Linked DNA regions of Mus musculus: regions 1 and 2 are each linked to region 3. Evidence: chromatin loops called from intact Hi-C (ENCODE). Cell type or tissue: left cerebral cortex. All regions are shown on one strand.

Region 1 (2,500 bases), 1.2 Mb before region 3:
CCACCCACTCCTGCTTCCCAGCCCTAGCATTCCCCTATACTGGGGCATATAACCTTCACAGGACCAAGGGCCTCTCCTCCCATTGATGACTGTCTAGGCCATCCTCTGCTACATATGCAGCTGGAGCCATGAGTCCCACCATATTGGTTGGTGGTTTAGTCCCAGGGAGCTCTGGGAATACTGTTTAGTTCATATTGTTGTTCCTCTTATGGGGCTGTAAACCCCTTCAGCTCCTTGGGTACTTTCTCTAGCTCCTTCATTGGGGACCCTGTGCTCTGTTCAACAGATGGCCGTGAGCATCCATTTTTGTGTTTGTCAGGCACTGTCAGAGCCTCTCAGGAGACAGCTATATCAGGCTCCTGTCAGCAAGCTCTTGTTGGCATCCACAATAGTGTCTGGTTTTGATGGTTGTTTATGGGACTCCCCCCAGGTTTTAATGGGCATAAAGTTCTCTGAAATGTAAGCATAACTTTTCTATGCTTCTATTTTATTTCACTGATAACACGGATTTCAACCTCAAGTACACTTTAGCCTCCCAGGAGACCTCCTACAATGCTGGTGTGCAAGCATCTCCCTACAGTGGCTAAGTGTGACTCTGGACACGGAACCCGACATCGGTATGCTTCAGAGGTCCTGCAGGCGATGAACTTCGGCCAGGACTGTGCTTCACAGTATTTGTGAGGATCAAGACATTTTACCGGGAATTAAAGAAAATCTCCCTAACCTTGGACTCTAGGGGGTTTAGTACTTAGTTCTGTCGTCCTGATACCTTTGACCTTGAGCAGGTTTCTGGGTCTTTTCAATCCTGATTCTATTCCTTGGTAAAGTGAAAGTAATTATGACTTCCCACCTGCTGCTGGCCCATGGTTGTAAAATCTATGTGCAAAAGGGCTTTGTAAATCTCCAAAGGCTATACGAATGCCAGAAAGAAATTGTTAGAATTATATGTGCCAGTCTCTCGTAGCGACCCCAAAATGGGCACATTCTTACAGGAACGTTGTGTTGAAAACAAAGCCAAGGGCACGGTTCAAAATTTGCTAAAGCTAAACCAATGCTTGTGAATCCAGGATTGGACACGAGATGGCGCAAGCTTCACGGCACAGTCACTAGGTGGCGGGGAAGGGGGGGGTGCGGTGCCGCTGCGGGGCTGATGATTTTCGATCTGCTTATGGTTAAATGCAATTATTTATGGAAAGAATCATCTAACTATCAAGATTTGAGGCCGTGCACCCTTCTATCCGTGCACAGTCGGTTGGCAGAGTCCATCTTTTCTGAGCCCCTTCTTTTCGTTCTTTCTTTGAATATTTTTAGTTATTGTAATCAAAATCCTCTTTGGCCTGGCGCGCTCAGATTTACGAGCAGCATCAAAAAGCTTTGTGTCTGGCAGTGAACCAGGAAGGAGGCCTCTTTGGCTCCTCTGCAGACTTAATTAGCTCCGGAGCTCTTCTTTCTGTCATCCCAGGCTCCGCCGACCTCCTTTGGGTTTTCTGGGGTGGGGGTGGGGTGGGGAGGTGGTGTCACATTTCCTGCCTTTCTCCACCCCTCGGTGGGCCCACTCTTTGCAAGTCACTTTAGGGAGATGTAGATGTCAGGGAGGGTAATTGTAAAAACTGGCCGTCAATTAAGGAAGCAGAGACTTCTAACCGAAGGAAACCAAACCACGACATTGCAGCTTAGATTTTCTTGTAAGGCTTACACTGAGTTTTCTTTCTTTCTATGGGGCTTAAGAAAAGCACATCTGACATGTGAACATTTATACCGTATGACTCAACCAGTGCCAGTACATGCAAACATTTCAGAGCAGTATGGTCCAAGTGAGTCAATAATGCGTTGAGCTGGCCCTCGTTCTCACAGGCAGAAAAAGCCAGGGCTTTTCAGTGACTCCTGTCTTGTTAGTGCTACTCTCAGTCCTAGAGAACAGGAATAAGGTGACAGGGACTCCACACATTTTACCATCCCCCGACACCCTGGATCCCCAGCTGCCCAATATTTAGGCTGATCGAAAGTGAAGGGTGGGCTTTGTTGATAAGGTCTTAAAAATGCAAGAAACACCCCTGGACAAACTCCACTGTTAGCTAGTGGAGTGACTGACATCATCGTGGCCACTTGAGTGGAAGTGCTTGAGTGGTCACATGATCCAGTGAAGCACGACAGGTATATGGTCTGAGTGAAGGTGGTCTGTACAGTGTTGGTTTCTAGAACAAGGTCCCAACTGTGACACTCTGCCTAGGTCCCCTGGTCTGTGTTTTGTTTTCCCCAGCTGTGTGCCCTCCCTATTCCCGGATAATTACTCATTTCTTGCCCCTCTTCTTCAACACAACGCCTTTCAACCTCTTTCCTTCCTTGTAGAACCTCCCTTTTCACCTCTAAGGAATCCTTGTTTGCTAGAGGCCTCCGAGTCCTCTTGTCCTTGCAGATTGTGATGCTTGTTAGACTCAGTCCTAAGTCAAACACACTGTCTCTGGGGTTTGTCGCCAATCTTTTGAGCAGGGCAGACATG
Region 2 (2,500 bases), 710 kb before region 3:
TTGAGCCTGCTCTGGATGATGTAAGAATATTATCTCCATAGTAGGTATCACCTCTCACATGTCTGCCCCATAGGCTTCCTTATGTTGTGCCTGGGTACAACAGCTTCCAGACTGCTTTCTCTGTGTCCAGGTCAGTCAGTGTTCACTCTTCCAATAGACTTGAAGATGAAACAAACCTATAAATCTGATGGCATCTTCTATTCAAACCTACCAATATTTTCCCAGCCATTGTTAAACACAAATTCTTTGGCAGGAATACAGTGCCTCCTGGCTGCCCTTGTTTAGAAACCCCCCTATGGCTTTCACCATTGTGTATGCTTAGCTCACCCACCCTCTTTCTCCCAGTTTCCCTGCCTCTGCTGGAAGCATCTTTATTCTGTCTTGTTTTTCTAACTCCTAACCATTCTTCACCAGGCATTTCATTAGCACCCCAAGAACTGTATTTGACCCTCACTGCTCCCCTCGTGGGTGATGCTAGAAGCCTGTATCCTGCTCGCAGAATAGGCTGTGCCCATCTCGGTCATGACACAAACATGCCACGCAGAAGTCATTTGACTGTCTCCTCTGTAAAGGAACTCCTGAGAGAAGGGACTGTCATTCCTTATCTTAGCACTTACCAGTGTGCTTGGCAGGATTGGCACTAAAAACGATTGTTAACAGAGCCATTAAGAGACGAAGCCGAGGAAATCGGAGGAAGTGCCGAGGAAGAAGAGGAAGGAGGAGGGGATAGAGAATGAGCAGCACACGGAGAGTTTCTAGAACGGTCGGCCAGAGAAGTCCCCCTCTTCCCATCTCAGGTAAAAATGTCCCTCTGTGCCGTGGGTTCTGGGTTTCAGCTCCAATTCAGTCCATCCATTTAACACCAGACTCCCTGAATGCTGAGAGTTTGTTTGAGGCACATCGTGAGCAGGACTGAGTAGACCACTTCAGGGAAATTCTCTGTTACTATCATTCTAACAGCCTGCCTCTGTCTCCCACCAAAGTTCTCAGGACTACGGTCTGGGGCTGGCTGTTGCTCCTCTTCTCGGGTCTCCCACCTTCTCCACACAACACACAGCAAACTAAGACTCTGACTCCCCCTTGGGGTGGCCACATAGCTTAGAAAGCCAGACTCGTGGGTCTCCTTTCAGCCAGCCTGGTCTCACTCTGGTCACAAGGGACTCTCTAATCTGTCTCCTCCAGCAGCAACGACAGGAATGTAGGGCTTTCCAAAGAAATCTTTAAAACCCAGGTAGTTTTATTTATTTATTTCTTTTTATTTATTTTTTAACTCTCGTCTCAATGCTAGAAAAAAAGTTGGAGAAAGAGGGAATTCGAGGTGTCACCCAGAGCTGGAGCTATCTCACTCCTGCACGAGCGATGGAGGAGAAAGGAGCCTAAGTTCATCACACTAGGTGGCCCAACAGCCACTTGACCCCTGGCCTCAGTGTAGGAACCTGTAGCAATGGGCTTGACCTCTTATCTTGGCTGTGAACATCACCACTAGGGAGAGGCAGAGGCTTGCAGAAACCCCAACTTGCTTTCTGGTAGCGCAAAGACCAGGCTGAAGTAAAGCGGGGGAGTGAGGGAGGGTTAGAAATACTTGACCAGAGGGCTAGAAGGGCAATGTCAGAGTAGGTTTAACCCTGCCGCTGGCCGGCTCCAGAGGGCTCACTCTGGCCTTGCTCCGGGGTGAAGGTAGTGGGGGTGAGCTCCCTCTTTGCCATCTTAGTCGCTTAACTGGTGTCCCGGCGTTGGTGACGCGAAGCTTCGAGGCGGGGGGTGGGGAGGAGGGAGAGGAAGAGGCAAAGAGAAGTCCTGCCGTCCCCCAACCGGGCGCCCAGGCGTGGAAACGTGGGCGGCGGCGAGCGGCTGGCCTCCCTCCCCGCCCTCCCCGCGCGGCGCTCCCGCGTGTGCGGCTGTGTGAGTGCGTGTGTCTCCCTCTCTCCTATCGCACACGCTCCGGCACTAGTGCAGGCGGTTCCCGGCTCCGCTCACTCGCTCCGGTCGCTGCGCTCCCGCCTAGCCGCCGCCGCCGCTGCAGTCGCAGCCCGGCATGGTGAGTGACTGAGGTGCAGCCGCCGCGCACCCCGGCTGCCCGCCGGACCCCAGCCTCAGTCGGCAGCACCGTCCCCGGGCTCGGCGGCCCGGTGGCTTCCCCAGGGGTTCTCCACGCGTCCTCGGGCCACTGTCCCAGTCGGGACGCACTCCTCGAGGGCTGAGCGCTCCTTCTCCGCCCGGCTGCTCGCCGCTCTCCGCACCCCGTGACCGCTGCCCCGTCTCGTCCCGCAGGACCTGCCCGGACGGGACCACGCCGCCGCTGCCGCCGCCTCCGGGAGCCGCGCTTCGGGGCCGGCCTGAGCCGAGTCGCGCGGAGCCGCCGCTGCCGCGGGCGGGGGATGGGGCTGCCCGCTAGGCGCGCGGAGCCCGCAGGGGGAGCGCGGAGCCGGCGCGCAGCCTGAGAGCCCCGCGCAGCCCGCGCCCCGCCGCTCCGTGCGCTCCCGCCGCCGCCCGCGCCTCG
Region 3 (2,500 bases):
CCTTGGGAGCTGTAGAAGATTGAGCAAGTCCTTGATCTGATGATGCTCACTTCCAACATCTTTAAAAAGGGAATCCTATGGGTGAGCATGGTGGCACACCCCTTTAATCCCAGCATTCAAGAAGCAAAGACAGGTGGATCTCTGTAAGGTCAAGGGCAGCCTAATCTATCTAGTAATTTCCAGGTCAACCAGGGCTACCTAGTGAGACCCTGTGTCAAAAGGGGAAAAATGGGGCTGGAGGGTGGGGAATAGTAATATCACCACGCCCATTTAATGTGTTTCATAAATGAAAGGTATTACTATAGTTAACACAATCACGCAGTTCCTGGAGAACAGAACACTTTAAATACTGGGACATTCTTATATGCCTGCTGTTTCTAACTCATCAACTTTCTATAGCAGCACCAATGCCTTCTGTTACACACCCCTTCAACAGGTGCCTCCTGGAATGCACAGAGAATACCTAACAGTTTCCCAGTCTTTTCATCTCCTCTCATCAGGTGGACAACATGCCCTCACCTCCTGAGACCATTTTCCCATAGGTCTCCAGCATGAGATCCCAGTACTGTTCCTTCTGAGTAGAATCCAGGTGTCTCCACTGCTCCTGGGGGAAATCACAGATGTATCATTCCAATGAAGGTGCTTAAACCTGCTTCCAAACCACAGAAAGCCGAGAGGAAGGCATGCGCTGTGGACCCTGGTCAACAGGAGACCTAAGAACTCACTGGAGCAAGTGAGTCCCTGTCAAGGACAAAGAGAACAATGGGAGGATGACAGGTCTCAGATCCCCATTGCTTGCCCAGTTGATAAAACATTAGGGGCGCACTTCTGGGTTTTGGTTTGGTTTGGTTCTATGAAACAAATTAGGAGTGAAGAATACCACACACCCTGACCCTTGCTCTTGTCTCTTTCAAGAGCCGTAGCTCTTCTGACACTGGGTGCCAGCTATCCCCACTATTAGCAACCTAGAAATCCAAAAGAAAGGGAAAACAGTGAAAGGGAAATTAGTGAGAAAGGTCATTGTAAATGAGCGAAAAGGTACCAAGAGTTGACAGCTGTAAGCCCTGATTCCAAGACAAAGGCATCAGGAGTCACAACTGCATCCACCTGGAGTCCCTCAACGGCTTACTCAGGGAAGCTGGCTTTACTCAGTGCTCCACTGTTAGACAAAGTAGCCTTTCTCCTCTTCAACTGTAGGCTGAAGACCCAACACAGGAAAGGCCACCCACCTCAATTCCATCTACTTTGCAAAATTAAATTTCATTCTCCCCACAAAGAAGCTGACATTAGCAACCCAGAGTAACTGGCAGCACTCTGTGGAGTGTACACACTAGACCTCAAGTCCCAGATTGACCACTTTCTACTGTGTGATCGTGGGCAAGTGACTTAACCTTTTGGGGTCTTGGTCCCCACCTGCTGGCCGTTTGCACTAAGCGTGTTGGGAAGTTTGAAAGAAGAAATCCAAGCACCTCTGTTACCACAGGACACCGTGAGCTTCTCACCAGAGTCCTAAAGCAAGTCTGCCACCTAGCGTCAGCAAGGCCTCCAGGAGAGAGGAAGTCTGCAATTAGCAGACTGAGCGTGCGAGAGAGAAGTCAGGGAAAGGAGAAGAGAATTTTTGGTATGAAAAACATCAGAATGCTCAAAAGTTCAAAATTCTTAACTATACTGTAAATACAAAATTAAATTTAAACTTATTATTTTGTTAGTGTTACATGAATGAAACTTCTGGAAACAGGAGTCCTCAGGTCGAACCCACAAGCCCTTCATTTGAGAGCTGTCAGGGAAAAGGATGCCATGCAAGCCCCTGACATGATGGCAGCTTTTGGACACTGGACATTCCCCAGGGCACTGCAACAGTTGTTGCTCTGTGAAGCGGCAAGCAAGAGAGCCCAAGCACTGGAAGCTCCAACATCACCGTCAGCCAACTGACAGTCCAGAGTCACTGAGCATGGCACCCATGGCTGAAAGCTACACTCCAACACTGCCAAGAAGCTGAGGCCTGAGTGCAACCCTACTCTAGATGCAGGGTACCAGCAGCTGTACCTTTCCCTTTCAAAGTCCCAAAGTCCACTGTGTGCTCTGATGGAAAAGCCTGTTCCCAAGCGGAAAGAGCACCATCTTGTGGGCTTATCAGCTATGCCACCGTCAACTCAAATAGAGTAGGGGCACTCTACCCAGTCAGAGCTTCTGATAATGACATACTATGATAATCACATCCCCTCTGCATTCTGAAACAATTATCGAAACTTCAAATTAACAGACAAAACTGGAGGTAGGGGATTATTTAAATTTCCCTTAATTTTTCAAAGAACTCCATTAAATAAATATGAAAGTTTTGCTAAAGCTGATAATGGTTGGGGTTGGCAGTTATTGGGATATGTAAGGATGACTTATTTACCTCAGTGGTTGGTAGGCAGTTGTCAACTAATACATCATGTGTATATAGTCACCGATCAGCTAATACAGGCACTGTGTATGTGTATAATTGCCAGTCCAG

What was found. Hi-C counts contacts between places; a loop is a spot of excess contacts. Peaks named below come from ENCODE experiments on the same cell type or tissue, not always from the same donor. Only the 100,000 strongest peaks of a DNase experiment are listed, where the experiment ranks them.
Region 1: a loop joins it to region 3, with 3 times the contacts of the local background. A loop is called at or near these places in 2 of 42 quality-filtered maps.
Region 2: it touches region 3 in a loop (4-fold over the local background); 4 of 42 quality-filtered maps call a loop at or near these places.

The regions. Positions count from the first base shown.
Region 1 is chr11:66,983,629-66,986,128 of GRCm38, reverse strand. No RefSeq gene overlaps it. Among named protein-coding and RNA genes, the nearest start is that of Gm12299, 17 kb to the left of the region's middle. In left cerebral cortex, a CTCF peak has its summit at 1,077 (motif pointing right); DNase peaks (open chromatin) are centred at 1,079, 1,360 and 1,822; H3K4me3 peaks cover 1,111 bases; H3K27ac peaks cover 666 bases.
Region 2 is chr11:66,526,099-66,528,598 of GRCm38, reverse strand. It overlaps Shisa6 (shisa family member 6), which reads left to right and starts at 2,473. Exons shown (of 5, transcript NM_001034874.3): 1 at 2,473-2,500. In left cerebral cortex, CTCF peaks have their summits at 1,136 and 1,472; DNase peaks (open chromatin) are centred at 1,076, 1,548 and 1,848; H3K4me3 peaks cover 987 bases.
Region 3 is chr11:65,820,034-65,822,533 of GRCm38, reverse strand. It overlaps Zkscan6 (zinc finger with KRAB and SCAN domains 6), which reads right to left. Exons shown (of 7, transcript NM_001302374.1): 5 at 520-604. Among named protein-coding and RNA genes, the nearest start is that of Zkscan6, 14 kb to the right of the region's middle. In left cerebral cortex, CTCF peaks have their summits at 1,536 and 2,134 (motif pointing left); DNase peaks (open chromatin) are centred at 1,513 and 2,073.